Regions from separate parts of the Homo sapiens genome. Here all the other regions are linked to region 3. The links are chromatin loops, found by intact Hi-C in ENCODE. Cell type or tissue: OCI-LY7. All regions are shown on one strand. Links, peaks and the distances in the headings refer to the core of each region. The heading gives the core; the rest is flanking DNA. Region 1 holds the start of LOC124904625 (a long non-coding RNA gene). Region 2 overlaps INSR (insulin receptor). Region 3 has its middle 7.3 kb from the start of ARHGEF18.

Region 1 (9,577 bases), core at 1,456-6,455, 240 kb after region 3:
CTTACCATCTTCATCACCATCATCATCATCACCATCTCATCACCATCACCCTCATTACCATCACTATCATCGCCATCATGGCCATTCTTATCATCACCATCATTATCTTCATCATTATCTGATGCCTCAGGATCATTTCCAGTGCTGGCTACTACCCTTGGATCTCTGCCTCCTTCTTCCACCCTTCTAGAAGAAAGAAATACTTCTCTTTCTTCTCTTTCCCTCTTCCCTGCTCTCTTTCCTGTATCTTGTTCAGTGTGGGCCTCTTCTTTGCTGCCTCCACCCTGGCTTCCCCTTTTCACTTCTCCCCTTAATTCCCTTCCTCTCTCTGTATTTATCTCACTGTTTCTCCTTGTGTTTTGATTTTTTTTTGTTTGCTTGATTGTTTCTTCATCACCCTGCTCCCTCCTTGTTTCTGTCCTACTTTCTACTTCTTGCCACTCTTTTATCTCTGTTTTATTTATTTCAAGTCTGCTTCATCCTCTCCTCCATCTTTTTCTGTATCTGCCTTCTGCTCTTTTCTCCTATTCTCTTAATCTTTCTCCTTCTGTGTGCTTCCCTTTGTGGTCAGCCATGTTTCTGCCTCTCTTCATTTGTGCTTCTCCTCTTTTTTTCCCTTCTCTCTCCATCCTCACCATCTACTCCCCTCTTGCACCCACCATGGTTCCCTCACTTTCTTTCTTTCTTTCTTTTTCTTTCTTTCTTTTTTTTTTTTTTTTTTTTGAGACAGAGTTTCACTCTTGTTGCTCAGGCTGGAGTGCAATGGCACAATCTCAGCTTACTGCAACCTCCCCCTCCAGGGTTCAAGTGATTCTCCTGCCTCGGCCTTCTGAGTAGCTGGGATTACAGGCACCTGCCACTATGCCCAGCTAATTGTTTATATTTTTAGTAGAGACGGAGTTTCACCATGTTGGCCAGGCTGGTCTCGAACTCCTGACCACAGGTGCGCCTGACCTACTTTATTTCTTTTATACATTACTTCTGTATCTCCTTACCCCATCTTTCCCTCTGTCTTTCCTTCTATGTAGGACTTTTCTGTCTTCCCATTTTTTTCTCTATTTCCCCCTCTCCTCCTCCCACTCTTGTCTTATTTTTCTTCTCTCCCTTTGCTTCCCTTGTGTGTGTTCCTTAGTTTCTCTCCTTCTTGGTCACTCTCTCTGAGTTATTTCTCCAGTTTTGGTCTCACTTGTTTCTCTTTTTTTGCTTGTGTATTTCTGCTACCCAATCTTCCTGTCACACTATAATTTGGGCTTTGCTTTTCTTTCTCTCTCATTTCACCTTCCTCCTCCCACTCATATCTCTGACCTCCTCCCCCTTTTCTACCATTCTGTTTCTACCTCTACTTCTCTTGGGGCCTTTTTTTTTTTTATCTATCTGTATTTGTAATTTCCTATATGTTTGTCTATTGCCTTCTCTTCATCCACCCATCCATCTATCTGTCCTTCTTTCCTTCCTTTCTATCCATCCACCCACCCATTTGTCTGTATATCCATCTTGTCTATCCATTCATCATCTATCCACCTACCTGTCCATTCATCCACCCATCCATCCATTTATCCATCCACCTATCCATCCATCCATCCATTCATCCATCCATCCATCATCTATCCCTCTTCTTGTCTGTCCATCAATTTATCTGTCTGCCTGTCCTTTCATCCAAGGCTCCTATCCAGTGGTAAGACCCTGACAGGCTGAGAAAGCAAGGCACAGGCTTTGGTTTCATAGACCACAGCCTCACAACCAGAGGAGGAACTCTGGCTGGGCTCTGGGTTAGAATGGGGATGTGGGTTGCTGAGACAGTCAGACTTGGGAGCCAGGAAATGCAAATTCTGGCCTTGGCTCTGCTCCATGTGTGTTCTGCATGACCACAGATGAGACAGTGGTCATCAGGATAGTACACAAGTGAGAGAAAACATCTTCAAAGTACTTCACAAAAGAGGGAAGCCATAATTTTAATAGGGCTGACATAGTTGGTGGGTGGTTTAGACTATGAGTCCATGGTCTAATGTTCTCAACTGTTGATCTCCAGGCTCCTTAGAGGTTGCTGACCCATTTCCTGAAGCATAACCCCAGGAGTGGGAGGCCACTGTGTTGGAGTCACTGTAGTGGATTCTGTAGTGGATGCTGTAGTGGATGTGGTGATTGCTGTGGTGGATCCATGATGCTGTAGTGGAGGTAGCAGATGCTGTAGTGGAGGTAGTGGATGCTGTAGTGGAGGTAGTGGATATTGAGGTGGAGGTAGCGGATGCTGTAGTGGATGCTGTAGTGGATGCAGCAAGAGCCACGGCACATCCACTGTCGTGGATGCTGTCATGCACCACCCAGATCACCTCTTCAGAACCAAGTGCTCACTCTTCCAACTTCCAGGAAAGTTGTCTTCTGGGGGCGGACAACTGAGTCCCTCTTCTGGAACTTTCCCAGGCTTAAGGGAGCTATTTTGTCCAAGGTTATTCCCCCTTCCCAGAGAGCAGCCGCATTTGATGGTTGATGGGGTATGACAGGTTGGTCCCCGTGCCTAAACAATGAGATGAATTCAACTGTGCAACCCCAATATATTGAACTCTTAGTCCCCAGGACCTCAGAATGTGGCCTTATTTGGAAATAGGGTTTTTCTGGGGAGTATTTTTGTTTGTTTGCTTTTGAGATAGAGTTTCGCTCTTGTTGCCCAGGCTGGAGTGCAATGGAGCAATCTCAGCTCACTGAAACCTCCGCCTCCTGGGTTCAAGTGATTCTCCTGCCTCAGCCTCCCAAGTAGGTGGGATTACAGGCATGTGCCACCATGCCCGGCTAATTTTTTATTTTCAATAGAGACAAGGTTTCTCCATGATGGGCAGGCTGGTCTCGAACTCCCGACCTCAGGTGATCTGCCCGCCTTGGCCTCCCAAAGTGCTGGGATTACAGGCATGAGCCACCGCACCCGGCCTTGTATTCTTTTTTTGTTTTTGAGATGGAGTCTCGCCCTTGTTGCCCAGGTTGGAGTGCAGTGGCACGATCTCGGCTCATTGCAATCTCTGCCTCCTGGGTTCAAGCGATTCTCCTGCCTCAGCCTCCCGAGTAGCTGGGACTACTGGCATGTGCCACCAAGCCCGGCTAATTTTGTTTAATTTTTAGCAGAGACAGGGTTTTGCCATGTTGGCCAGGCTGGTCTCAAACTGCTGACCTCAAGTGATCAGCCCACCTTGGCCTCCCAAAGTGCTGGGATTACAGGTGTGTATTCATCTTTTTAAATGTTGTGTAGTAGGACTGTTTTTCAAGATAATTAGCCTGCCATACTGCAGACAAGTCTCCTTGTCTCATATTGATCTTTTTTTCTTATGGGCTTCTTCCCAGCTGAGTCAACTTTACATTCCAGAGAAGAAAGTGAAGGCCATCGATTATGAAACTTCCATTGCTCACTGTAATCTGTGATCAGAAAGGGAGTGGCTCCCTTGTCTGTGGAGTTGAAGAGATTTCCCTTGTTCAAAGTGAGTAATTGTAAATTGCATTCTAGGAGACCAATGTATTGTTCTTAATGGAAGGAGTAAATGCTAATTGGCTCACATGTTTAATTGGTGATTATTGTTTTCAGAAGACAGACATATGTTAGCCATCAGCGCAATCATTTGGAAGAGGTTAAAGCCATTGAGGAATGAAAATCATTGAGGAAAAGAGTTAAAGTCATTGAGCCTGGTTACGGCCACGCTCGGTGGCTCACGCCTGTAATCCCAGCACTTTGGGAGGCCGAGGCGTGTGGATCACCTGAGGTCAGGGGTTTGAGACCCTCCTGGCCAACATGGTGAAACCCCATCTCTACTAAAAATACAAAAATTTGTGGCCGGGCGCGGTGGCTCATGCCTGTAATCCCAACACTTTGGGAGGCCGAGGTGGGCGGATCACCTGAGGTCGGGAGTTTGAGATCAGCCTGACCAACATGGAGAAACTCCATCTCTACTAAAAATACAAAAAAAAAAAAAAAAAAAAGAGCTGGGCGTGGTGGCACATGCCTGTAATCCCAGCTACTAAGGGGGCCTGAGGCAGGAGAGTTGTTTGAACCGGGGAGGTGGAGACTGCAGTGAGCTGAGATCACGCCACTGCACTCCAGCCTGGGCGACAGACCACGACTCCATCTCAAAACAAACAAAAAACAAAGTGAATAAATTGTATAGTTGCTCTCTAGGAGACAATTGCATTGTTCTTCATGGAAGGAGTTAATGCTAATTGGCTCACATGTCTAATTGGTGATTATTGTTTTCAGAAGATGGACATCAGGGCAAACATTTGGAAAAGAGCTTGTGGATTTAGGGTGGTGCAATACTGCCATCTTCAGGGCATATTTTGAAATAAAAAAAGAACGGCACTCTAGATGTGTCAGCCGTGGGAAAAACGGATGAAAGTATTAGAAACTCCTCATTGAAAGAGGCCAGGGAGGCTAGGCACGGTGGCTCATGCCTATAATCCCAGCACTTTGGGAGGGTGAGGCAGGTGGATCACCTGAGGTCACGAGTTCGAGACCATCCTGGCCAACATGTTGAAACCCTGTCTCTACTAAAAAATACAAAAATTAGCCAGGCATGGTGGCGCTTGCCTGTAACCCCAGCTACTTGGAAGGCTGAGGCAGGAGAATCGCTTGAATCCAGGAGGTGGAGGTTGCAGTGAGCTGAGATGGCGCCACTGCACTCCAGCCTAGACAACAAGAGAGAAACTCTGTCTCAAATTAAAAAAAAAAAAAGTTCAGGGAGACCACAAAATCAAGATAAGGATGTTCTTTTTTATCTTGATTTGGTTCTCTCATTGTCTCTTTCGCTCATAGCGCGATGGTTAAGGGTACTGATTCTGCAGTGAGACTATCCCATTTAAATCCCTTACCAGCTGCGTAACCTTAGGTAAGTTACTTAACCCCTCTGTGCCTTCGTGTTTCAGTTTCCTCATTCGTAAAACAGTGTTATCATGCAAGTCCTCCAAAAAGCAAACACCAAAACAGAATTCCAATGTGAGGATAAACAGGTGAGGGGCCAGGTCTCAGCGCAGTTCAGAGAAACTGTCTGTCAGGCCGATGGGGTGTCCCTATGCAAATATCACCAATGAGCATTCACTGGGGGCAGAGAACATGCAGCTGTTGCCGATGGAGCAGCCCTCGCAGGGGACGGTGGCAGGGCCGGAGCAACAGGACCGGGAGGGCAGGAGGACCTGAAACCACCGGAGAAGTTCATCTTACTCATCAATATAGAGCTGATTTATCAAGGCAGGAGAATTGGAATAGAGAAAGAATTCAAAACATGCACATTGGCCGGGCACAGTGGCTCACGCCTGTAATCCCAGAACTTTGGGAGGCCGAGGCGGGCGGATCATGAGGTCAGGAGATCGAGACCATCCTGGCTAACACGGCGAAACCCTGTCTCTACTAAAAATACAAAAAATTAGCCGGGCTTGGTGGTGGGCGCCTGTAATCCCAGCTACTCGGGAGGCTGAGGCAGGAGAATGTCATGAAGCCGGGAGGCGGAGCTGGCAGTGAGCCGAGATTGCACCACTGCACTCCAGCCTGGGCGACAGAGCGAGACTCCGTCTCAGAAAATACAAACAAACAAACAAAATGCACGGCCGGCTAAATGGGGAACCTGAAAATTTGGAGGCTAGGGTTTTTTAAAGATAGTTTCGTGGGCAGGGAGGCAGGGAACAGGTGCTGTTAATTGGTCCAGGATGCGTGGAAATAAACAGTCCTTGTGTGCTGAGTTTGTTTCTGGGTGGGGGCCACAGGAATCATCCGGTCGTCAGAAATGCAAAAGTCTTTATTTATTTATTTATTTATTTATTTATTTATTTATTTATTTAGACAGAGTCTCTGTTGGGAAAAGGGCTTGTGGGGTGCCTGTATAAACTGGCCATAAAAATATGGGACAATAAGTTGTGGAAAGCCACAAAAGGCTTCTGAGGAGGAAAGCCTCCTAATTGCCATCATGTTCACATGCTCAGAGCGAGACCTGCTCTCTTATCTGTAAACACTGTGTTCAAGGAGAAAGACACTCCTTTGAAACACTGGAATGTGGACAGACGTGCAGGCTCCTAGTAAAGCCTGCTCCCACTAGCTACTCTCCGATAAGTTAAAGATATGTTGTTTGAGCACAACGGAGAATCATTTAAACCACTATTGCTATAGATTACGCGTATGACGCACTGCCTCCCTTTCACTGTTTTGCCCTGAACATCTGCTTCTCAGATCTAAGTGATTGTACTCAATAGTGTGGAGACCAGAGCTCTGAGCCTTTTGCCGCCTCCTACCTCGCATCTGGCCCCCCTGGCTCCCCACCTTTAACTTGTCTCTTCTCAATCCTTTGACGCCACCGGACTTAGAGTACCCTACGGGTGGTGTTGAGGCTGGTCCCCAACAGTCTCTTGCTCTGTTGCCCAGGCTGAAGTGCAGTGGCGCAGTCTTGGCTCACTGCAACCTCCGCCTCCCAGGTTTAAGCGATTCTCGTGCCTCAGCCTCCTGAGTAGCTGGGATTACAGGCATGCATCACCATGCCTGGCTAATTTTGTATTTTTAGTAGAGATGGGGTTTCACCATGTTGGCCAGGCTAGTCTCAAACTCCTGACCTCAGGTGATCCACCCGCCTCGGCCTCCCAAAGTGGTGGGATTACAGGCATGAACCACTGTGCCTGGCCCAAAAGTCTTAAATGACATCTCAAAAGGCCAATCTTAGCTTCTACAATAGTGATGTTATTTACAGGAGTAATTGGAAGGGTTACAAATCTTGTGATCACCTGAGCAAGGGCTGGTAATCCTTAACGAAGTCTACATCTGAGCAGAATTCAGGCCCTGCTCTAATCATAACTTGGTGATCTCTTATTTTTATAAGGCGGTTTAGTTTTAGGAAAGGCTATTGTTATTTAAACTGTAACTAAATTTCTCCCAAGGTTAGCTTGGCCCACACCTAGGAATGACCGAGGAGAGTTTGGAGGTTAAAGGCGAGATGGAGTGGGTCAGGTGTCTTTCACTGTCATAATTTTCTCACTGTTATTAATTTTTGCAGAGGCAGTTTGAGGCCCTGCAGATGACTCTGGCCATGTTGACAGCTTCGGGCTCAACCATCCACGGCCCCTTCCCCACTGCAGTCCCCTGACCTCCCTTCCCCTGCTCCCAAGAAGATGGGTCCCGGCTCAACCTCAGCGCTTTTCGCCCGCTTAGCTCCTCCCACCCGGCACTGGCTCCTCCCACTTGGCATCAGCTCCTTCGACCGGGGCTTCGACTTCTCCCACCCGACCTCGGCTCCTCCCACGCAGCCTCGGTTACCCTCTCCGCCACCCGCTGGACCTCGGCTTCCAGGGCCCTGCCTCGGTTCGCCCGCCCTCAACCCCGCACTTGCTCTCGGCTTCCGCTCTTTCTGCCCAGCTCGACTCTCCCGCCCGCCCTCACCCCAGGTGCTACCCTCCCTTCGCCCTCTCTGCCCCGCGACCTCCCGCGCTTGGCGCCAGTGCCACCGCTTTTCGGTCCAGCTCGGATCCTCCCGCCCGGCCTCGGCTCTTCCGCCGAGCCTCGGCTTCCCCCGCCCAGCTTCGGCTTCCTTCGCGCCTGGCTTCGGCTCTTTCCGCCCAGCTTCGGCTTCCCCATCCGTCCTCGCCTGGCGTCCTACCATGGCGCTGCCTGTCCCTCTCTGTCTCCGACCTGAAACTTCCCCTCCCTCCGTCCTGGCCATGGCTCGGCTTCTCCGCCGCCCTTCCCGCTGCTTTTCGGCCCTGCTCGGCTCCTCCCGCCTGGCCTCGGCTCCTCCCATTGGCCTTGGCTTTTCCGGTTCCTCTCGGCCGACCTCGGCTCCCACCACCCGTCTTTGGCTCCCCTCGCCCAGCCTTGGCTTCTCCGCCGCTCCTCGGCTCAGTTCGTTCAGTTCGGCTTTCTCCGCCCGGCTTCAGTTTTCTCCGATTTCGCCGCTTCAGTTCGGCTCTTTCCGCGTCTCCCCATGGCACCCTGGGCTCGGCGTGGCTCTGGGTCTGGTTGGGTCCTTGTCTTAGTCCGGGGGAGTTGCACTAATTGAGTTCCCGTCATTATGATATGGAGGTGCCAGTGTCTCCACATCCTGGTCAATCTGTTATCTTTTTAAAAGAAAAAAATTCCTGATCAATGAAAAAGGGAATCTCAATGTATTACTTCCCATTTTTCTTAGGAGAGCCACTTGTATTTCTGTGAACTGTTGTTAGCATTTGCTCCTTTCTCTAATTAACTCTTGGTCTTTCTCTTACTGCTTCGTAGGAGTTCTTGAATACTAACAAATTATTATGAGCAATGTTCAAGCATGGAAATAATTTTTGAAAAAATGTACAGGAACATTCATCAGTAACATTTTACTATACTTTGTCATATACATCTCTGTATCATCCATCAATTCATCTTTTTAAATGCATTTTGAAGTAGGTTGCAGATAGCTTACATATCATTAATTAGAGTTCAAAATTTGGGGCTGGAAGATCTAAGGTGGCTCATCCCCTGGCTAGCAATGTGGTGCTGGTGAGTTGGTTACTGGTTACGGGGCTGCTTGAGTCTCCTCATGGCATGGCGGATGGCTTCTCCTAGAGAAAGAGCAATAGAAGAGACCAAGGAGGAAGCTTCAGTGTGTCTTATGACCTAGCCTCAGATGTCACATGCAACAGTGCTGTATTGATCATATGGGTCGTGTATGATTCAATATTGGAGGTGGGGTACACAGGACAGGAATATCAGGTGGCAAGGGTCTTTGGTGAGCATTCTGAAGGCTAGTCAACACACCCACCTTTCCTTCAGACCACCTCTTTTCATCAGCCCGGAATCTCTTTTTTTGTGCTGGAGTGCCTGATCTGATTGTAGCTGTTTGAGGCATCTGGAATTCATGGCCGGGTTTAGAACAACTTGGAAGGTCTCCTTTCCCCCTCTTCTCTTTCTTTTACCCTTCTCCCCTCTCTCTTCCTCTCAGCCTTACCCCCAACTCTAGTCTTTCTTTGCTTCTAGTGAGCGAGCAGGAGATGCTCTGAGAGTCAACTGGGAATGCAGCTGATAAGGGTCTGCTGGGTGCAGGAAATGTTGGAAGGTTTGCTTGCTGGGCTGTATCACCTCCTGTATTATGGGAGCTTAGAGTATTTGCCAGCTTGTCAGGACTACCATCGTCTTCCATGTTCTGAGACTGGAGTACCCAACATTCCCCTAGCAGGGGACACTTGGCTTGATAGGGCTCTATCAATCTATATTGTGAGGGTAGAGATACTCATATTGCAAGGGGAGGCTGCAGGAGTTGCCTGCTGGGGCTAAGATTATTCCTTGTGTTTGGGATAAAGGAGGGGTCACCGCAGGGGCAGTCAACTCATGTTGGGGGAGACGGGATTTGCATTCTGGGCTCCCCTCCTCGTTTATGTTAAGGGTGTTGCTTGCTGATGCTTCTATTAACTCTTACTTTGGGATAATGGGAAGAGAGATAGTTTTCTGGGGTATGAGTTTGTCACTTATGTTGTAGAATCTGGGGGGCTGCCTGTTGAGATTCTGACCATTGCTTGTTTTGGGTGTCATTGCTGGGGATACTTATTTATAGTCTTGGGAAGACAAGGGATGCATGTTGCAGCGGTAGTGGGTAAGAATGGT
Region 2 (11,153 bases), core at 2,966-7,965, 190 kb after region 3:
GCTTTCCTTTGCTGAATTCAGGATGTCTCAGTGGTGACTTTCTTTGAGACCCCTTCATGAAAATGGCACCCGCAGACACCCACTGTTCTTTTACCCCAACATCTGACCTGTGACTGTGTATTTATGAGTTTATTGTAGACTGTAAGTCCACTGAAGACAGAAGCATTGTCTGGTTACCTTATAATCTTCAGTCCTGTGATTATGGTGTCGGGCAGTTGTTGCCTTTTTTTGAGACAGAGTCTCGCTGTTGTCGCCTAGGCTGGAGTGCAATGGCTCAATCTCGGCTCACTGCAACCTCTGCTTCCCGGGTTCAAACAATCCTCCTGCCTCAGCCTCCTGAGTAGCTGGGATTACAGGCACCCACCACCACGCCCGGCTAACTTTTGTATTTTGAGTAGAGACGGGGTTTCGCCATGTTGGCTAGGATGGTCCGGACCTCCTGACCTCAGGTGATCTGCCCGCCTCGGCCTCCCAAAGTGCTGGGATTACAGGAGTGAGCCACCGCGCCCAGCCACCTGGCAGTTTCTATTAGGTTGGTGCAAAAGTAATTGTGGGCCGGGTGCAGTGGCTCACGCCTGTAATCCCAGCACTTTGGGAGGCCAAGGCGGGCAGATCACGAGGTCAGGAGATCGAGACCATCCTGGCTAACACAATGAAACCCCATCTCTACTAAAAATACAACAAATTAGCCGGGCGTGGCAGCGGCCGCCTGTAGTCCCAGCTACTCAGGAGGCTGAGGCAGGAGAATGCCATGAACCCAAGCGGTGGAGCTTGCAGTGAGCCAAGATCGCGCCACTGCACTCCAGCCTGGGTAACAGAACGAGACTCCATCTCAAAAAAAAAAAAAAAAAAAAGTAATTGTGGTTTTTTGCCATTACTTTTAATAGCAAAAGCTGCAATTACTTATGCACTAAACTAATAAAACATGTTGACATGCACTTCTCAGATGACACTCTAGATACAGATATTTTATTTATTTATTTATTATTTTTTTGAGACGGAGTCTCGCTCTGTCACCCAGGCTGGAGTGCAGTGGTGCCATCTCAGCTCACTGCAACCTCCACCTCCCAGGTTCAAGCGATTCTCCTGCCTCGACCTCCTGAGTAGCTGGGATTACAGGCATGCGCCACTACACCTGGCTAATTTTTGTATTTTTAGTAAAGACGGGGTTTCACCATGTTGGCCAGGCTGGTCTCGAACTCCTGACCTCAGGTGGTCTGCCTACCTCAGCCTCCCAAAGTGCTGGGATTACAGGTGTGAGCTGCCTGGCCTATTTTTATTGGTTATTTTACTTTATTTTTAGTAGAGACAGGGTTTCACCACATTGCCCAGGCTGGTCTTGAACTCCTGGGCTCACGTGATCCTCACACCTCGGCCTCCGAAAGTGCCAGGATTAAGGGTGTGAGCCACTGTGCTCGGCTATATTTTTAATCTTTTGAGACAGGGTTCTACTCTGTCACCCAGGCTGAAGTGTAGGGGTGCAATCATAGCTCACTGCAGCCTCGAACTCCTGGGCTCAAGCGATCCTCTCACCTGAGCCTCCCAAGTAGCTGGGACCACAGGCGTGAACCATAGTGTCTGGCTTTTTTCCAAAGCGGAGCTCAAATCTAGGCTCTGTCTCAGCTCAGCCTCTCTGAGAAGGCCCCCTTCACTGTGTGTGTGTGTGGTGCGTGTGTGGTGTGTGTGTGGTGTGTGGCGTGGGTGTGGTGGTGTGTGTGATTTGTGTGGTGTGTGGTGTGTGTGAAGTGTGTATGTGGTGTGTGTGTGGTGCGTGTATGGTGTGTGTGGGGTGTGTGGTGTGTGGTCTGTGGTGTGTGGCGTGGGTGTGTGTGGTGTGTGTGTGATTTGTGTGGTGTGTGTGCGGTGTGTGGTGTGGTGTGTGAGGTGTGCATGTAGTGTGTGTGTGGTGCGTGTATGGTGTGTGTGTGGTGCGTGTGTGTGGTGTGTGGTGTGTGTGGTGTGTGTGTGGTTGTGTGTTTGTGGTGTGTGTATGTGTGGTGTGTTGTGTGGTGTGTGTGGTGTGTGGTGTGTGTGTGTGGTTGTGTGTTTGTGGTGTGTGTATGTGTGGTGTGTTGTGTGATGTGTGTGGTGTGTGTGTGTGGGGGGGTGTGTGGTGTGTGTGTGTGTGGTGTGTGTGTGTGGTGTGTGTGTGTGTGGGGTGTGTGTGTGTGTGTATGTGTGTTCAGCCGCAGAGACTTGAGCCCCCCTTTTCTGTTTCTTTCTCCAGGGCTGAAGCTGCCCTCGAGGACCTGGTCTCCACCATTCGAGTCTGAAGATTCTCAGAAGCACAACCAGAGTGAGTATGAGGATTCGGCCGGCGAATGCTGCTCCTGTCCAAAGACAGACTCTCAGATCCTGAAGGAGCTGGAGGAGTCCTCGTTTAGGAAGACGTTTGAGGATTACCTGCACAACGTGGTTTTCGTCCCCAGGTCAGGACTTGGCGCTGGGCTCTCTTAGTGGGTGCCAATTGGCTTGGTGTTGGTGGAAGGTCATTACTTAGGGACCGAGAGGTAGTGGGACCCAGAGACGGCAGAAGGGTGGGTGGAGTCTGAATGGAGCCCTTTCCTGGGTGGAGGAAGAGATCTTGCAGTTTCGAAATTTCGAGGGGAATTTTATCAGGAAGAGCAAATAATCGCACAAAAGGGGAAAAATGGACAAAACTCAGCATTTGCCTTTCTTACCTCTCCTGAGCTGGTCTCCACGTGAGTTCCAAAACAAACTCCGTTAGACGATTAACATTTTTTTTTTTCTCTCTCTCTCTTTTTTTTTTTTTTTTGACAGAGTCTCACTCTATCGTCCAGGCTGGAGTGCGGTGGTGCGATTTCAGCTCACCCTTTCCGGGTTCGAGTGATTCTTGTGCCTCAGCCTCCCAAGTAGCTGGGACTACAGGTGCGCAGCACCACGCCCAGCTAATTTTTATATTTTTAGTAGAGACGGGGTTTTGCCATGTTGGCTAGGCTGGTCTCTAACCCCTGACCTCAGGTGATCTGCCTGCCTCGGCCTCCCAGAGTGCTGGGATTATAGGTGTGAGCCACCGTGCCTGGCCGTGATTATTGAGGCTTTAGCTGAGCGCAGTGGTGTAAGCCTGTGGTCCCAGCTAGTTGGGAAGCCGAGGTGGTAGGGTTGCTTGAGGCCAGCCTGGGCAACATAATGAGACCCCATCGCTACCAAAAAAAAAAAAAAACAGTTTAAAAATTAGTCAGGCATGGTAATGCATGTCTGAACTCCTAGCCCATGGGGAGGCTGAGAAAGAAGGATCACAAGAGGCCAGGAGATGGAGGCTACGATAAGCGATGATGGCGCCACTGCGCTCCAGCCTGGGTGACAGAGTGAGACCCTGTCTCTAAAAAAAAATTAAAAGTATCTGTTCAGATGTTTACCAATGCTATTCATCCGAGCAGACTTTTCTCCCAGAACCACCAGTGTGTAAGAATCCTCTTTTTTTTTTTTCTTTTCTTTTTCTTTTTTTGTTGCATGTTTCCCCTATGACCCTGAGTCCAAAAGAATGTTCAGGGGGACAGCCAAGGCTTCAAAGTGGTTACTGTTTCACCTGTTACAAACAAAATGTTGGCTAGGCACAGTGGCTCACTCGTGTAATCCCAGCACTTTGGGAGGCCGAAGTGGGAGAATCAGTTGAGGCCAAAGGTGGAGACCAGCCTGAGCAACAGAGTGAGACCCTATCTCTACTAAAAAAGGAAAAAAAAAAAAAAAATAGCCAGACATGTTGGTGCATGCCTTGTAGTCCCAGCTACTCCGGAGGCTGAGGCGGGAGAATTGCTGGAGCACAGGAGTTGGAGGCTGCTGTGAGCTATGATGGCACCATTGCACTCCAGCCTGGGCAACAGAGCAAGACCCTGTCTCAAAAAGGAAGGAAGGGAAAAAAAGAAAGAAAGAAAGGAATGGAGGGAGGGAGGGAAAGAGGAAGGAAGGAAGAGAGAAAGAAAAAGAAAGAAAGAAAGAAAGAAAGAAAGAAAGAAAGAAAGAAAGAAAGAGAAAGAAAGAAAGGAAAGAGAGAAAGAAAGGACAGAGAAAGGAAGGGGGCAAGGGAGGGAGAGAGGAGGGAAGGAAGGAAGGAAAAAAGGAAAAGAAAGAAAAGAAAGAGAAAGAAAATGAAAAAAAGAAGGAAGGAAAGAGAAAGAAAGCAAATGAAGGAAGGAAAGAGGGAAAAAGAGAGAAAGAAAGTAAAAGAGGAAAGAAGGAAGGAAGGAGAGAGAGGGAGAGAGAAAAGAGAAAGAGAAAAGAAAAGGAGAAAGAGGAAAGAAACCAGAAAGAGAGAGAGAAAGAAGAAAGAAGGGAAAGAAAAGAAAAATTCTGCCAGACTTGGAGAAGTGGCTGAGTCAGTTGTGATGTCCACATGTAGTCACGTTTGACATCCCAGGGCCACCTCAGCAGGCCGTCTCTGGGGAGAATTTTCTCTGATTTCTTCCCCTTCCCTTGCTGGACCCCTGCACCTGCTGGGGAAGATGTAGCTCACTCCGTCTAGCAAGTGATGGGAGCGAGTGGTCCAGGGTCAAAGCCAGGGTGCCCTTACTCGGACACATGTGGCCTCCAAGTGTCAGAGCCCAGTGGTCTGTCTAATGAAGTTCCCTCTGTCCTCAAAGGCGTTGGTTTTGTTTCCACAGAAAAACCTCTTCAGGCACTGGTGCCGAGGACCCTAGGTATGACTCACCTGTGCGACCCCTGGTGCCTGCTCCGCGCAGGGCCGGCGGCGTGCCAGGCAGATGCCTCGGAGAACCCAGGGGTTTCTGTGGCTTTTTGCATGCGGCGGGCAGCTGTGCTGGAGAGCAGATGCTTCACCAATTCAGAAATCCAATGCCTTCACTCTGAAATGAAATCTGGGCATGAATGTGGGGAGAAACCTTCACTAACACACTCTTGCTAAAACATAGAATCATGGGAGTGCTTCCTGGGTACCCCCTCCCTGCCTTCTGTTTGCAGCCACTGTTTGCTCACTAAACATCTCTGCACCTCCCGCGTGCATTTGCAGAGGTGGGTGGGGGTCCCCGGAGTCTGAGCTCCCCGCGGCTGGGTGCCCCGACCCAGCAGCTCCTACACCATGAATGGAGGTTGATCTGGAAACAGAATATTTTCATGAAAGGGCGACAGGGTATGAACAAAAGAACACCGTGTCGCTCACTGAATTCCACGGAGGAGAGTCAGGGATCTCTTCCTTCCTTCCTTCCTTCCTTCCTTCCTTCCTTCCTTCCTTCCTTCCTTCTTTCTTTTTTTCCTTCTTTCTTTCTTTCCTTCTTTCTTTTCTTTTCTTTATTCCCTCCCTCTCTCCCTCCGTCCGTCCCTCCCTCCCTTCCTTCTTTCCTTCTTCTTTTTTTTTTGGATGGAATTTCACTCTTGTTGCCCAGGCTAGAGTGCAGTGGTGCGATCTCGGCTCTCCACAACCTCCACCTCCCGGGTTCAAGCAATTCTCCTGCCTCAGCCTCCTGAGTAGCTGGGATTACAGGCATGCGCCACCACGCCCGGCTAATTTTTGTACTTTTAGTAGAGACAGGGTTTCTCCATGTTGGTCAGGCTGGTCTCGATCTCCCGACCTCAGGCGATCCGCCCGCCTCGGCCTCCCAAAGTGCTGGAATTACAGGCGTGAGCCACCGCCCCTGGCCAGGGACGTTTCTTTTCAACTTGAGTCTTAAGAGAATGAAGCAGTATGGTCCTGGGAGAGAGAAAAAGCTTGGAGAACTTGGGAGAAAGGCAAGGAGATGTTTACCTGTCGTGGCTTTTGGGAGGAACAGGAGGTGAGACTAAAGAGGCAAGTTGGGACCACTTGGAGAGATTTTCTTCCTTTAGCAGAGTGTTTATTTATTTATTTTTTCCCAGGCACCTGTGTGGCCTGATCTGCCCTCTAGTGGCCATTTGCAATACTAACTGTAGCCAAGAAGGGTCTAAAAATGTACGGGCTTGGTCCAAAGCAGATCTCAATCTCAGTCCTGCTATTAATAATATTCGGGTGGCTCACGCCTGTAATCCCAGCACTTTGGGAGGCCGAGGCGGGCGGATCATGAGATCAGAAGATCGAGACCATCCTGGCTAACACGGTGAAACCCCGTCACTACTAAAAATACAAGAAATTAGCTGGGCGTGGTGACGCAGCTACCCCAGGCGGGGCAATCACTTGAGGCCAGGAGTTCGAGACCAGCCTGACCAAGATGGTGAAACCCCGTTACTACAAGAAACATAAAAATTAGCCGGGCGTGGTGACACACGCCTGTAGTCCCAGCTACTCGGGAGGCTGAGGCAGGAGAATGGCGTGAACCTGGGACGCGGAGCTTGCAGTGAGCCAAGATCGTGCCACTGCACTCCAGCCTGGGCCACAGAGCGAGACTCCGTCTCAAAAAAAATAAAAATAAAATAATATTTGGGGCCACAGCTGGACTTGGTAGCTCACGCCTGTAATCCCAACACTTTGAGAGGCCCAGGCGGGGCAATCACTTGAGGCCAGGAGTTCGAGACCAGCCTGACCAAGATGGTGAAACCCCGTTACTACAAGAAATATAAAAATTAGCCGGGCATGGTGACACACGCCTGTAGTCCCAGCTACTTGGGAGGCCGAGGCAGGAGAATCACTTGATTTCTGGAGGCGGAGGTTGCGGTGAGCCGAGATCTCGCCACTGCATTCCAGCCTGGGTGACAGAGCGAGACTCTGTCTCAAAAAAAAAAAAAAAAAAGAATAAATACATAATACTAATAATAATAATAAATAATATTTGGGGTCAGATTATTCTAGGGCACTGTCCAACAACACTGAGAAGCATCCCTGGCTTCCACTCATCTGATGCCAGTAGTGTGTCTTCCCCCTAAAGTAGTAATAACCAAAAATATCTTCAGACATTGCTAAATATCCCCCTGGGTGATGGGGTCAGAAGGACCCTTGGTTGAGATGACCAGGTTAGTGTGGGATTGCTGGATAATAAAATGCTGCCTAGGCCAGGTGCTGTGGCTCATGCCTGATGCCTGTAATCCCAGCACTTTGGGAGGCCCAGGCAGGCAGATCACCTGAGGTCAAGAGTTTGAAACCAGCCTGGGCAACATGGCGAAACCCCGTCTCTACTAAAAATACAAAAATTAGCCGGGCATGATGATGCACGCCTGTAATCCCAGCTACTTGGGAGGCTGAGGCAGGAGAATCGCTTGAACCCAGAAATTGGAAGTTACAGTGAGCCAAGATCACACCACTGCACTCCAGCCTGGGCAACAGAGCAAGACTCTGTCTCAAAAAAAAAAATCAGTTGATGCTTTGTCTTTTGCCACTTCATGGTCTTTTTGGTTATAATCTTTTTGGTATATAAACTCATTTGGCCTGTTTGATGAGCCCATTTTACATCTCTGGTTGTTGAGATACCAATTTCTCAGTAGTTACTCATGAAGCACCAACGTCTTGGTTATTTTCACGAGACCCATTTGTGCCTGTATAGAAATTATCTGAATCTTGCTAATACGGACATATCTTTGGCTTGATAAGTGGTGGAGCTGTTTTCTTTTCCATTCTACAATGTTGTTAGTCTTTTAATACAAAAAGACCATAAAGAGAATCTTAAGAAATGCCCCCAAAGTAGGATTTGTTTTCTGACCACACATTTTCTGATGACGCTGCAATAGAAACTAAAAGTTAATTTCAAAAGATTAAACAGAAAACTTCACTTCTTGGTGGTTAAAAGTTAAACACTTACAGGCTGGGCGCAGTGACTCACACCTGTAATCGCAGCACTTTGGGAGGCCCAGGCAGGCGGATCACCTGAGGTCAGGAGTTTGAGACCAGCCTGGCCAATATGGTGAAACCCCTTCTCTACTAAAAATACAAAAATTAGCCAGATGTGGTAACGTGCGCCTGTAGTCCCAGCTACTCAGGAGACTGAGGCAGAAGAATCACTTGAACCTGGGAGGTGGAGGTTGCAGTGAGCCGAGATCACGCCACTGCCCTCCAGCCTGGGCAACAGAGCGAGACTCTGTCTAAAAAAAAAAAAAGTTAAAAAGTTAAACACTTACATATCTATCGGGCCAAAGCAGAAATGGAAACTTCCATTGAAGTCCTTTTGGAAAATAATGAAAATGTGAATATCACATACCTTAACTTGTAGAATATTGTCAAAGCTTGGCTTTGATGTTACTTAGCAGACTTAAATGGATTGATAAATTAAGAAATAAACTTTAAACTATAAAACTATAAATGTGTTAGGAAGGGAAAAGCAATAACAGCTAAGCCTATGGTAAACATAATCAAAGGGAAAACACAAACCAGAAGGAAAGAAGATGACATAAAACTAGCGTCTGAAGAAAATTTTAATGTGTTAAGTTCTTTGGACAATGGTGCACTTGCTAAATTTGAAAGTTTCAGTAAGGTGGGAAAATTTAACTTGTCTAAATGGATTCAAAAAGAAGCAGAAAAATTAAGTGGTTATGAACCTTGGAAAAAGATATGTGTCAAATAATTTCCTCAAAAAAGTCCCTTGGCCCAGAGAGTTTTATAGACACGTTCTTTCAAATTGTGAGAGAGCAACTATTTCCTATAATAGAAAAACTATTTTAGGGCACAGAAATCTATAAAAGTTATCCCAGTTCATTTTATGAAATGAACATAACACCCTTAAAGAACTTGACAAAGAGGTTGAGCATGGTGGCTCATGCCTGTAATCCCAGTACTTTGGGAGGCTGAGGTGGGGGGCGGATCACAAGGTCAAGAGATTGAGAACATTCTGGTCAACATGGTGAAACACTGTCTCTACTAACAATACAAAAATTAGCCAGACATGGTGGCACACGCCTGTAATCCCAGCTACTTGGGAGGCTGAGCCAGGAGAATCGCTTGAACCTGGGAGGCAGAGGTTGCAGTGAACCGAGGTTGCGCCATTGCACACTCCAGCCTGGCAACAGAGCAAAACTCTGTCTCAAAAAAAAAAAAAAAAAAAAAAGAACTTGACAAAGATACTGCACTGAACAAAAGCCACAGGCCAAGCTAATATGTGATGTTAGATTCAAATGTCCCAAATAAAACACTGCACTGGCAATATTGTTTATCTCCAAAATGCAAGGATGGTTTAAGATCAGAAGATTTGATAACATCATCTAGTTCATCAAGAGGTGCAATAAGGAAGATCATATCTGTTTCAATAACCTTAATTTAAAATTCCTAACTTAGAGAAAGGGGAGGAAAAAAAGAGGCTTCATAAAACTCATAATAGAATATTTCTTCTACAAGATAAATATTACCTAGGTTAAACCAACAGCCAAGCTAACATCATTCTTAAAATTATTCTTAGCAGAGTTAGGAACAAAACAAGGAAGCCCCATCTCATCATTACTAATTAACATTTCTCTGGGCATCCAGCCAATGTAATAAGACAAGAAACAGAAATCAGAGTTGTAAAGAATGGAATGTGGGAAATAAAGTCATTGCTATTTGCAGAGCGTCTAGCTCAAGGGTAGGCAAACTATGGCCCATGGGCTAGCTGCCTGTTTTTGTAAATGAACTCTTATTGGAATGCAACCCCACCCACTTGTTTACACATCATGTAGGGCTGCTTTAAGCTACAATGACAGAGTAGTTGTGACAGAGGTCATTTGGCTTGCAAAACCCAAAATATTTATTATCTAGCCCTTTACGGGAAAATTTTGTTGACCCCTCTTCTAGTGTGTCATTGAAAACCCAGGAAAGCCAATTATGAAACTTTTTAAATGAGTTAGAGTTTGGGAAAGTAGGTACATAGAAATAAGCAAAAAGACTGTAGATACACAAGCAATAATTAGAATATAAAATAAGGGAAAAGATCCCTTTCAAAATTGCCGTAAAACCTTAGCACAACTCATAATAACCCCATCTAGAATGACTTATAAAGGAACACGTTTTAAAGTGTTACTGATATATTAAATTGTACAAATAAACATGAAAGCCTGTTTCAAATCATTTAAAGAAAGCTTACTGGCAAATGGAAAAGAGTAAGTTGTATAGCACGATACATAAAAGGTTAATATCCTTAATGAATAAACAACACAGGAGTAAGGAAAACACAAGAAATTCATGGAAAAACAGACAAAAGACAAGGAGGGGACAATTCTTTGGAGAATCACAGAGAACCAATAAAGGAAAAATGAAGTCACACTCAGTAATATAAAGATCCGCAAATAACGTAGTCGAGTGATAGCATATTTTTAATCTCTTGGGTTAAAGATCTAGACAAACAAACATAGAAAGAAAAAAAAAAACTATTAAGGCTTAGGGGTTGCTGAGATTGTCCTGGAATGCAGTCTCATGGCCTGCTGGTGCAACCACAAGTCAATATAGAGTTTCTGGACAACCATTTAGCTGTAGGTATTAAGAAGCTTAAAGAGTTTCTTATCTCCCTGAACCTAGTAATATTTTCCTCTAGGAATCTACTTTGGGGAAGTAATAAGACAATCAGACAATGATCAAAGGAATATTTATAACAGCAAAAAAAAAAAAAAAGAGCCATGTGCGGTGGCTCATGCCTGTAATCCTGGCACTTTGGGAGGCTGAGGTGGGCAGATCACCTGAGGTCAGGAGTTTGAGACCAGCCTGGCCAACATGGCGAAACTCCGTCTCTACTAAAAATACAAAAATTAGCTGGGCATGGTGGCGGACTCCTGTAATCCCAGCTACTCAGGAGGCTGAGGCAGGAGAATCGCATGAACTCAGGAGGCGGAGGTTGCAGTGAGCCAAGATCACGCCGTCGCACTCCAGCCTGGGCGACAAGAGTGAAACTCTGTCTCAAAATAAATAAATAAATAAGGAGGATGGTTAAGTGAGTGACGACTCACGTAGCAAATGGAATATTTTACAGTCATTCATCGTTTTCCAAGTTTTCTGCAGGGAACACATGCTACTTTTGTAGATGATGGAGGAAAACCCTAATATTAAAAAGGAAAAGTCCCAAAATTCTCTCCTAAAATGTTATGTTGAAAGGAAAATATTTAGTAAATGCTTCCAATATAATAAGTAGACAAAGTTTACTTATAAAACAGGCTTGATCCTCATCATGTTCACACATAATATTTACAGGGAAAAAATTGTCCAAAGGAAGCAGTGGGCTGTGGATTTATGAGTGATTTATATTTTCTTTTCTTTTTTTTTTTTTTGAGACAGAGTCTCACTCTGTCGCCCAGGCTGGAGTGCAGTGACACGATCTCAG
Region 3 (11,153 bases), core at 3,465-8,464:
ATTTCACTATGTTGGCCAGGCTGGTCTCGAACTCCGGACCTCAGAGGATTCGCCCACCTCAGCCTCCGGAAGTGCTGGGGTTACAGGTGTGAGCCACCACACCTGGCCTCATAATCTATGCTTTTGATGTTGCTTTTGTGTATGGAACCTGTTTGGTAGAAATACTGTATAATGGTTTGCTGCTGTCCATATCTTTCTGACTCACTGTTCGGTGGCATCACTTGAAATTGGCTGTGGCGAGAGTATTTACACCATGAGGACTGGCAATGCTATAAATCAGTGCTCTCCACTGGAGAGGTTCAACATTTACCAGCACACTACTGCACAGCGGTGCACACAGATGGTTTTGGGATACTGCACAATCACACTTCACACATGGTCACACATAGGCACAGGGACTCACAGAGGCAGATACAAGTGTGCACAACTACATGTAGGAGCCACCCCACACACAGAGGACACGAGACACATGCACGTGCACAACAGAGCACAACAGCGCTGCACAACAGGGCTGCAGGCTCCTGGAACACAAAGCTCAAGGACACACCCAGAGGACACACAAGGATACGCAAACACAGACACGTGTGCTCATGGGCACAACTTCACACAGGAGCATGCAGTGTCATGTGGACATGCAGAATGGGCATGCAGACACACATACACAACAAACACCCCGACACACATGTGGACTCACAGCCACAGTCACACAGAACACTCACACACACACACACACACACACACACACACGAGCAGATGCTGCTGGCCAGGCGCGGTGGCTCATGCCTATAATCTCAGCACTTTGGGAGGCCGAGGCAGGTGGATCACCTGAGGTCGGGAGTTTGAGTCCAGCCTGGCCAACGTGGTGAAAACCCATTTCTACTAAAAATATAAACATTAGCCGGGTGTGGTGGCATGTGCCTGTAATCCCAGCTACTCGGGAGGCTGAGGCAGGAGAATGGCTTGAACCCGGGAGGCGGAGGTTGCCGTGAGCCAAGATCATGCCACTGCACTCCAGCCTGGGCAACAGAGTGAGATTCCATCTTAAACAACAAACAAAAACAAAACAACAACAACAAAAAAGAGCAGATGCTGGCCACCTCTGAGAACACCTCTGGAGACACTGACTTGCACACCGGTTGCCACGGGACCACTCAAAATCACTAACACACAGACCCGGAAAGCCCTCACCACAAACACTCACTGGCCCATAGCGCCGCGCTTGTCCCTGGGGACACAGGTGGGGCCATCCCCAGAATCACACCAACGAGACACACACAGAACACAAGGAGACACAGATATACACAGATTTGCACACACCCATTCTGTAACCAGTTGATTATTTCTTTCAGGCAACATGCATTTATCGAGCACCTACTGTATGCCAGGCACTGTGGCAGGTGTGGGATCACGGTGAACAAGACAGACACAAACCCCCGCCCTGCAGGAGCTCCAGCTGGGGGAGGCAAACAGTGAATCAGGAAACACACCTAGGAGATAAATTCAGGTGCTGTGAATTGCCGCAACAGGAAGTAAACAGAGTGATGCGATAGAGTGGGTGGGGGAGGTTGATGCTTTAGCTGGGAAGGTCAGGGAAGGCCATTTGAGCTGAGATCTGTAAGCTCAGAAGAAGTCAGGCATATAAATCAATGTCTAGCTGGGCGTGGGGGCTCACGCCTGTAATCCCAGCACTTTGGGAGGCCGAGGCGGGTGGATCACGTGAGGTCAGTAGTTCAAGACCAGCCTGGCCAACATGGGGAAACCCCATCTCTTCTAAAAATACAAAAATTAGCCGGGTGTGGTGGCGTCTGTCTGTAATCCCAGCTACTCGGGACACAGAGGCAGGAGAATTACTTGAATCTGGGAGGCAGAGGCTGCAGTGAGCCGAGATTGTGCCACCCTACTCCCACCTGGGTGATAGAGTGAGAAAAAAAAAATCTAGGGGAAAGTTATTCTGGGTGGTAAAAACTGCCAGGGCAAAGGCTTGGAGGCAAGACTGAGCTTGGGGTGTTTGAGGAACAGAAGGAAGCAGGTGTGGCTGGAGCCAGGCGGAGGAGGACTGTCACAGGACCCAAAGTGCTGGGATTACAAATACGACACACCGCACCTGCCCTTTTCTCCCACTTTTGATAGAGACATAGCAGAGTGAAATATTTCTGTGCTGTAGAAATACTCTGTGCTGTTTGGGAGTACCGTCCACACTTCCTGTCCACGCTTCCCCACTCTCTGAACCCTGGCCTCTGTCCCCACTGCGCCCCGGACACCTGATATTGGCCTTAAGGCCGAATGCAGAGGCCACCCCTCGGCTGTGCACACCTGGCTCCCTTCCTTCCCCTCCACCACCCCGTCCAGCCCGCAGGGAGGGCCACCACCTGCTCTACCCTTTACTGCTTGCGTTGGTGGGAAAAGACACATAACATAACATTTACCCTTTTACCTTTTTTGTTTGTTTGTTTTTGAGACGGAGTCTCGCTCTGCTGCCCAGGCTGGAGTGCAGTGGCACGATCTCGGCTCACCGCAACCCCCGCCTCCCAGGTTCAAGCAATTCTCCTGCCTCAGCCTCCTGAGTAGCTGGGATTACAGGCACCTGCCACGACACCTGGCTAATGTTTTGTAGTTTTAGTAGAGATGGGGTTTCATCCTGTTGGCCAGGCTGGTCTCGAACTCCTGACCTCAAGAGATCTGCCCACCTCGGCCTCTCAAAGTACTGGGATTACAGGCGTGAGCCACCGTGCCTGGCCTTAACCATTTTTTTAAATTTAAAAAATGATTTTTAAAATGTGTATACATTTAAGGAGTATAAAGGCAACTTTGTTACATGGATAGATTGCGCAGCAGGAAGCCTGGGCTTTAGTGTAACCATCGCCCAAGTAATGTACATTGTAGCCATTAAGTCATTTCTCATCCCTTACCCCTCCCGCCCTTCCTCCTTTACCCCTTCCGGGTCTCCACTGTCTAAAATTCCGCACTATGACCACGTATACACATGATTTAATTCCCGCTTATAAGTGAGAACATGCGGTATTTGACTTTCTATTTCTGAACTGTTTTACTTAAGATGATAACAGCCTACAGTTCCATTCATATTGCTGCAAAAGACATGATTAATTCTATATTTTAACCCTTTGTTTTTGTTTGTTTGTTTGTTTGTTTTTGAGACAGGGTCTTTGTCACCTGGACTGGAGTGCAGTGGTGGGATCACAACTCACTGCAGCCTCAATGTCCCAGGCTCAAACAATCCTCCTGCCTCAGCCTCCCGAGTAGCTGGGACTACAGGTGCGTGCCACCATGAGCGGGTAATTTTTAATTATTTTTTGTACAGAAGGGGTCTCATTATGTTGCCCAGGCTGGTCTTAAACTCCTAGACTCAAGCAATCCTCCCATCTCAGCCTCCCAAAGTGTTGGGATTACAGGCATTAGCCACTGCCCCCAGCCCATTTTAACCTTTTTTTTTTTTTTTTTTTTTTTTTTGAGACAGAGTTTCTCTCTTGTTGCTCAGGCTGGGATGCAATGGCGCAATCTCTGCTCACTGCAACCTCCACCTCCTGGGTTCACGCGATTCCCCTGCCTCAGCCTCCCAAGTAGCTAGGATTACAGGCACCTGCCACCATGCCCAGCTAATTTTGTATTTTCAGTAGAGACAGGGTTTCACCATGTTGGCCAGGCTGGTCTCAAACTTCTGATGTCAGGTGATCCACCCACCTCGGCCTCCCAAAGTGCTGGGATTACGGGCGTGAGCCACCGCCCCTGGCCCTTGTTAACCATTTCTAAGTGCACAGTTCAGTGGCATTAAATGCATTCGCATTGTTGTGCAATCATCTCCAGCACTTTCTCATCTCCAAACTGAAACTCTGTCCCCATGAAACCCTCGCTCCCCATCTCCCTCCCCAGCCCCTGGCACCCACCATTCTGCTTTCTGTCTCTGTCAATCTAGTGACGGTAGGGACCTCCTATAAGTGGAATCACACAGGATTTGTCCTACTGTGCCTGGTTTCTTTCACCCAGCGTAATGTCTTTAAGGTCCATCCATGTCAGCAGGTGTCAGAATTTCCTTCTTTTTGCATCTGAATCATATTCCATTGGTGGATAATTGGGTTATTTCTATCTTTTGGTAATTGTGAATCATGCTGCTAAGAACATGGGTGTATAGGCTGGGCGTGGTGGCTCACGCCTGTAATCCCAGCACTTTGGGAGGCCAAGGCGGGTGGATCACGAGGTCAAGAGATCGAGACCATTCTGGCCAACATGGTGAAACCCCGTCTCTACTAAAAGTACAAAAATTAGCTGGGCGTGGTGGCGCTCGCCTGTAGTCCCAGCTACTTGGGAGGCTAAGGCAGGAGAATTGCTTGAACCCGGGAGGCGGAGGTTGCAGTGAGCCGAGATCGCGCCACTGCACTCCAGCCTGGGCGACAGAGCGAGACTCCATCTCAAAAAAAAAAAAAAAAGAACATGGGTGTATAAACATTTGTTTTGAGTCCCTGCTTTCAACATTTGGGTATGTACCGCTGGAGAGATTTTTTTTCCTTCCTTCCTTCCTTCCTTCCTTCCTTCCTTCTTCTTTTGTGGTGTTGTTTGTTTGTTTCTGAGACAGAGTCTCACTGTGTTTCCCAGGCTGGAGTGCAGTGGCGTGATCTCGGCTCACTGCACTGCAACCTCCGCATCCCGGGTTCAAGCGATTCTCCTGCCTCAGCCGCCCGAATAGCTGGGGATTATAGGCATGTGCCACCACACCTGGATAATTTTTGTATATTTAGTAGAAACAGAGTTTCACCATGTTGGCCAGACTGACCTCAAACTCCTGGCCTCAAGTGATCCACCTGCCTCGGCCTCCCAAAGTGCTGAGATTGCAGATGTGAGCCATCACGTCCAGCAGAATATATGCAATAGAACACAGGTCAGCAAAGTATAACCTTTAGGCCAAGTTTAACCCAATGCTTACTTTTGTAAATAAAGTTTTTATTCTTGTTTTCTGAGAGACAGGGTCTCATTCTGTCACCCAGGCTGGAGTACAGTGGTGTGATCATAGCTCACTGCAGCCTCGACTTCCCAAGCTCAAGCCAGCCTCCCTCCTCATCCTCTGGAGTAGCTGCGACCACAGGCATACAACACCGCGCCTTGCTATTTTATTTTATTTTTGTCCTTTTGAGACAGAGTCTTACCCTATTGCCCAGTCTGGAGTGCAATGGCGCAGTCTTGGCTCATTGCAACCTCCGGCTCCTGGGTTCAAGAGATTCTCCTGCCTCAGCCTCCCAAGTAGCTGGGATTACAGGCATGTACCACAATACGTGGCTAATTTTTTTTTTTTTTTGTATTTTTAGTGGAGATGGGGTTTCACCATGTTGGTCAGGCTGGTTTTGAACTCTTGACCTCAGGTGATCCACCCACCTCGGCTTCCCAAAGTGCTGGGATTACAGGCATGAGTCACCCTGCCCGGCCTTATTTTATTTTTTGTAGAGACAGGGTCTCGCTATATTGCTCAGGCTGATCTCAAACTCCTGGGCTCAAGTGATCCTCCCACCTCGGCCTCCCAAAATGCTGGAATTACAGGCATCAGCCGCCCCTGGAGGGTTTTAAGCAGGGGCCTGTGAACCTATTTTGCTTTCAGCTTTAAAAGATGCCTTGGCCAGGTGCGGTGGCTCATGCCTGTAATCCTAGCACTCTGGGAGGCCGAGGCAGGCGGATCGTGAGGTCAGGAGTTCAAGGCCAGCCTGGCCAATATGGTGAAACCCCGTCTCTATTAAAAATCCAAAAATTAGCCGGGCATGGTAGCACACGCCTGTAGTCTCAGCTACTCGGGAGACTGAGGCAGGAGAATCGCTTGAACCTGGGAGCCAGAGATAGCAGTGAGCCAAGATCGTACCACTGCAATCCAGCCTAGTGACTCCATCTCAAACAACAACAACAAAAAGCCTTTTTCTTCCAGCCTTAGCTGCTATCATGGAGATGGCCACGTGGGGGCAGCACTTCCCCATGGCTTCTCCTCTGGCCAGAAAGACCACAGAAAGCAAAACAGGAAAAAAAACCGACCCTTGTGGAAAGCCGGAAGGCTTACAGGGGCCAGGCAGCAGCCTGAGTTAGTGAGGGCCATGGGGTGTGAGACACGGGTTTGCCCTTCCTTCTACCACGCTTATTTTTTTCTTGGAGTAGTCTCACTGTGTTGGCCAGGCTGGTCTCAAACTCCTGGCCTCAAGTGATCCTTCCTCCTCGGCCTCCCAAAGTGCCGGGATTACAAATGTGAGTCACCACACCTGGCCTTTTCTCCCACTTTTGACAGAGACGTGGCAGAGTGAAATATTCCTGTGCTGCAGAAAACAACATAATTTCAGTTGGGTTAAAGATGAAATGTGAACAATAAACCAATACAGATCATAGAAGGAATTTACAAGGCTATTTTTACAATTGAGGGTTGAAAACATGCTTTTTTTGAAATTGTTGTGTGTGTGTTTTAACTAAGACAGAAAACCCAGAAGCTATGAATGAAACCACAGAAATACTTAATACATAAAAATCTATATAAACGTGGCCGGGTGCAGTGGCTGATGCCTGTAATCCCAGCACTTGGGGAGGCTGAGGCAGGTGGATCACTTGAGGCCAGGAGTTAGAGACCAGCCTGGCCAACATGCAGAAACCTTGTCTCTACTAAAAATACAAAAATTAACTGGGTGTGGTGGTGGGCACCTATAATTGCAGCTACTCGGAAGGCTGAGGCAGGAGAATCACTTGAACCCTGGTGGCAGAGGTTTCAGTGAGCTGAGATCTCACCACCACACTCCAGCCTGGGTGACAGAACAAGACCCTGTCTCAAAAACAAAACAGAACAAAACAAAACGAAACAAACAAAAAACTATATAAACATCTGTTAAAAATCTTATAATAAAAATAAATATAACTAACAGAATAATTTTATAAATTATCAGGGAAGTATATACAAAAGCAATAAAGAAAGATGAATTGGTTGCCTGAGAAGGGTTGGTACCTTTATATGCAAAGAGATTTCACACATTGATAAGAAAAAAACACAACAGAAATAGAAAATTAAGAATTTGGGGCCGGGCTTGGTGGCTCATGCCTGTAATCCCAGCACTTTGGGAGGCTGAGGCAGGTGGATCAGTTGAGGTCAGGAGTTCGAGACCAGACTGGCCAACATGGTGAAAATTAGCTGGGCAGGTGGTGGGCACCTACAGACCCAGCTACTTGGGAGGCTGAGGCAGGAGAATCGCTTGAACCTGGGAGGCAGAGGTTGCGTCAGTGAGCTGAGATCGCGCCATTGCACTCCAGCCTGGGCAACAGAGGGAGACTCTGTCTCAAAAAAAAAAAAAGAAGAAGAAAAAGCAAGAAAAGAAAAAAAGAGAAAGAAAGGGTGTGAACAGGCATGTCTCAGAAAAGCACAGACGGGAGCCAAAGAATGATGAAAATATAGTTCCCAGAAGCCCAGAGAGTGCGAATTTCAGGGAGCTGTTCACTTCATATCTAAGAGTGCGGCAATAGCAACCACCAAAAGGAATGTATCTGATTATCATCTTACTGTAGTTGAAATTATATTGGAAATTAGAACATGTATTTATGAAATTCTACAGTCTTAATTTGTCTACATGATTTCTAATATTTTCTTTTTTCTTTTCTTTTCTTTCTTCTTTTTTTTGGGGGGGTCGGGGGACAGGGTCTCCCTCTGTCACCCAGGCTGGAGTGCAATGGCACAATTTCAGCCCACGGTAACCTCAACCTCTCAGGGGCTTAAGCGATCTTCCCACCTTAGCCTCCTGAGTAGCTGGACAACAGGTGGCCACCTCAAGTGGCATTTCTTTTTCTTTCTTTCTTTTTTATTTTTCTTTGAGAGGGAGTCTCTGTCTCCCAGCAGTGGCACAATCTCGGCTCACTGCAACCTCTGCCTCCCAGATTCAAGCGATTCTCCTGCCTCAGCCTCCCGAGTAGCTGGGACTACAAGTGCGTGCCACCACGCCCAGTTAATTTTTGTATTTTTAAAGACAGGTTTTCACCATGTTGGCCAGGATGGTCTCAATCTCTTGACCTCGTGGTCCTCCCACCTTGGCCTCCCAAAGTGCTGGGATTACAGGCGTGAGCCACTGCACCCGGCCAAATTGTATATTTTCTTGGCAATTATGAATAATATCACTACAAACATTTATGTCAAGACTTCAATGTGAATATGCTTTCATTTATCTTGGTAAAATACATAGGAATAGAATTTCTGGGTGCTATGACAAATGTATATTTAGCGTTGTAAGAAACATTTTAACTGTTTCTTTTGTCTTTTCTTTTTTTGTGATAGAGTCTTCGTCTGTCACCCAGGCTGAAGTGCAATAGCACGATCTCGGCTCACTGCAACCTCTGCCTCCCTGGTTCAAGTGATTCTCCTGCCTCAGCTTCCTGAGTAGCTGGAATTACAGGCGCATGCCACCATGCCCAGCTAATTTTTGTGTTTTTAGTAGAGACGGGGTTTCGCCGTGTTGGCCAGGCTGGTCTCAAACTCCTGACCTCAAGTGATCCTCCAGCCTCGGCCTCTCAAAGTGCTGGGATTACAGGCATGAGCCACTGCACCCAGCTGGACTGTTCTTCTTTATTCTTCTTTTGGTCCTCTTTCAGTTCTCTCCCTCTCTGTCTCTGTCTCTCTCTCTCCGTGTGTGTGTGTGTGTGTGTGTGTGTGTGTGTGTGTGTGTGTGTAGGCAAAAAGCTTAGATTAGATAATTAGGCTGGGCACAGTGGCTCATGCTTGTAATCCCAGCACTTTGGGAGGCTGAGGCAGGAGAATCAATTCAGCCCGGGAGTTCAAGATCAGCCTGGGCAGCATAGCAAGATCCTGTCTCTACAAAAAATTTAGAAATTAGCCAGGCATGGTGGTGCCCACCTGTTGACCTAGCTACTCAGGAGACTGAGATGGGAGGATCCTTTAAGCCTGGGAGGTGGACACTGCAGTGAGCTATGATTGCCCCACTGCACTCCAGCCTGGACAATAGAGTGAGATCCTGTCTCAAAAAAAGAAAAGAAAAGAAAAAGAAAAATAGATCTATATATATGCAGTAGATGTTACTTATTCAGACAAGTGAGAGTACCTAGCACACTTCTGGAAATAGGGTTGCCAGATCAAATATAGGAACCTGAGTATCTTATATATTTATCCGTTAAATGTGGCAAGCCAATTCAGGGACTCTTTGTGATAGCATCTGTGTCCCCAGGGGCTGGTTCCCCAATTCTCATAGTAACACGGGGTGGGGCAGCAGGCTGGGCTCTTTCTTTTTCGCATCCAGGCTGTTGGACCCCAGAGAAACCACAAGGGACTTTAGAGGCTTCAACAGGAAAACCGCATCTTAATATAACCCAAGAACTGAACATTCTCGTAATGAGATGTCCACAGAAGCACAGTGCCATTACTTTACATACTTCCAATGGCAAGATGTGTCCTGGCGTGGCTTCTGGCACTGGTTATGAATCATAAAAGAGGGGTCACCCCTCTCTGAGCACTTTCTATGTAGTTTATTTAATCTCATGCAATCTTCACAACCATCCAAGGAGGAAGGCCCTGTTGGCTTTATTGGCCCCGTTCTGTAGATGAGGAAGCTGAGGCTCAGTGAGGCAAGGCTCTGTGACACACTGTCCCCCAGAGGCTGCAGCATGCAGAACCCCTTAGAACATCTGCTTTGTTAACGGCATGTTGAGAGACACAGCCTCTGGGAACCTGTGTTAGGCACGTTGGCCGAGGGGCCGGGCACCCGTATTGCTAACCCTGCCTGTCTCTGCCAGTGACCTGAACTCACACAGATGGTGCAGTGGACAACCTCTGCTCACCACTTGCACCTGCAGAAGACTCATCAGGGCACACAGGGCCATGCCACAGCAGTTCCCTTCCCACACTGCATTATTCAGTAAGCACAAAGCAATATGGCAGGTGTGATAGTTGGAGCCCAGGTGAGCAGCCCCTGAGCCCCAGACTTGGAAGTCCAGGGAGGCTTCCTCAGGAAGCAGTGCCCAGCACATACCTGAAGGATGTGAAGGACCTGGGACAAGCACAGGGCCACAGGTGATTGCACTCATCCACAGCAAGGAGAACCAAAGGGGAAAGTGGCTATAATGGGGGAAGCTAGAGACAGAGGCCATTGTGTCTGGGTCCAATGGCATAGCTTTAGCTTTTATCCCTAAGGCAATGGGGAGACATGGGAAGTTTTATGCGGAGGGGAGGCAAAGTCTGCTCTTTGTTTCAGAAAGCTCCCTTTAACTGGGCATGGAAGGAATGGTTAGAGGGTATAATCCTGGAAGCTGGCAAGGTGGCAATGCTGTCATTCAGGAAGACAGGACAGTGGCCCAGCCATAGGAGGGAGAAAAGTGGGTGACTCGGGGGGGAATTCGAGAGGCAAAATGAGCTGGACTTTGTGTAGATATGGGTGGATGGGGAGCGAGAATGCCACCCAGCTCTCAGCCTGACTCCCCAGCGGACAGGGTCTGGGACAGGCTCCAGGGTCAGCACTTTTGACTGACAGCCTCAAGTCTATGGGTGTAGTGTCCCTGTCCACTTCCCTCCATTCATCTATTTGCATTTCCTGAGCCTGGAACTTTCCAGCTGCTCCTCTGGTTGCCCTGGAAGGGGGAGGGCTGGGAAGGAGGTCTCCCATCCCAGCAGCTGGCCCGCAAGGCAGAGGCTGCCCCCGGCTGACGCTCTTCCTTTTCCTCCAGGTAGCACTGTGCCAGGGCATCTGGGAACCCCAGAGGAAGGGCAGGGTGTCCAGCGGGTGGGCAAGGGGTCATGGCTATGGGCTCCTCTCTTCCCATGAGCTCATGGGCTCAGCACCCTGCCAGGTGTCAGCAGGAGAGGGCTCAGGAATCCTAGGTGGACGGTGGGGGCTGAGAACCTGTGTTTGTCATCTGGACAGGTGTGTGGATGTCACCCTGGAGGCACATCTGGCTCTTTATCCTTTAGTCTGCTCAAACAGTACTCCCTCAAGGGACTTCACCTCTCTCTATCTCTCTGCTCCCCTCCATACCTCCCCCATTTTGTTTTCTGAGTCGTCTTTATTTTATTTATACGTTTATTTTTGAGACAGCGTCTCACTCTGTCACCCAGGCTGGAGCGCAGTGGCACCATCTCAGCTCACGGCCACCTCCGCCTCCAGGGTTCAAGTGATTCTCCCGCCTCAAACTCCTGG

The links. Peaks named below come from ENCODE experiments on the same cell type or tissue, not always from the same donor. Only the 100,000 strongest peaks of a DNase experiment are listed, where the experiment ranks them.
Region 1: a loop joins it to region 3, with 13 times the contacts of the local background. A loop is called at or near these places in 98 of 110 quality-filtered maps.
Region 2: it touches region 3 in a loop (11-fold over the local background); 89 of 110 quality-filtered maps call a loop at or near these places.

Annotation. Positions count from the first base shown.
Region 1 is chr19:7,097,217-7,106,793 of GRCh38, reverse strand. LOC124904625 (a long non-coding RNA gene) reads left to right here and starts at 7,232. Exons shown (of 3, transcript XR_007067110.1): 1 at 7,232-7,312. RefSeq lists enhancers at 3,295-3,794, 3,795-4,296 and a silencer at 7,156-7,525. In OCI-LY7, for the core only: a CTCF peak has its summit at 4,295 (motif pointing left); a DNase peak (open chromatin) is centred at 4,303.
Region 2 is chr19:7,144,002-7,155,154 of GRCh38, reverse strand. It overlaps INSR (insulin receptor), which reads left to right. Exons shown (of 22, transcript NM_000208.4): 10 at 2,228-2,429; 11 at 4,623-4,658. Among named protein-coding and RNA genes, the nearest start is that of ZNF557, 80 kb to the right of the region's middle. In OCI-LY7, for the core only: a CTCF peak has its summit at 5,866 (motif pointing left); a DNase peak (open chromatin) is centred at 5,854.
Region 3 is chr19:7,336,069-7,347,221 of GRCh38, reverse strand. No RefSeq gene overlaps it. Among named protein-coding and RNA genes, the nearest start is that of ARHGEF18, 7.3 kb to the left of the region's middle. RefSeq lists enhancers at 2,269-2,338, 5,811-5,880, 5,941-6,050, 9,452-9,561. In OCI-LY7, for the core only: a CTCF peak has its summit at 5,946 (motif pointing right); a DNase peak (open chromatin) is centred at 6,001; H3K4me3 peaks cover 445 bases; H3K27ac peaks cover 4,709 bases.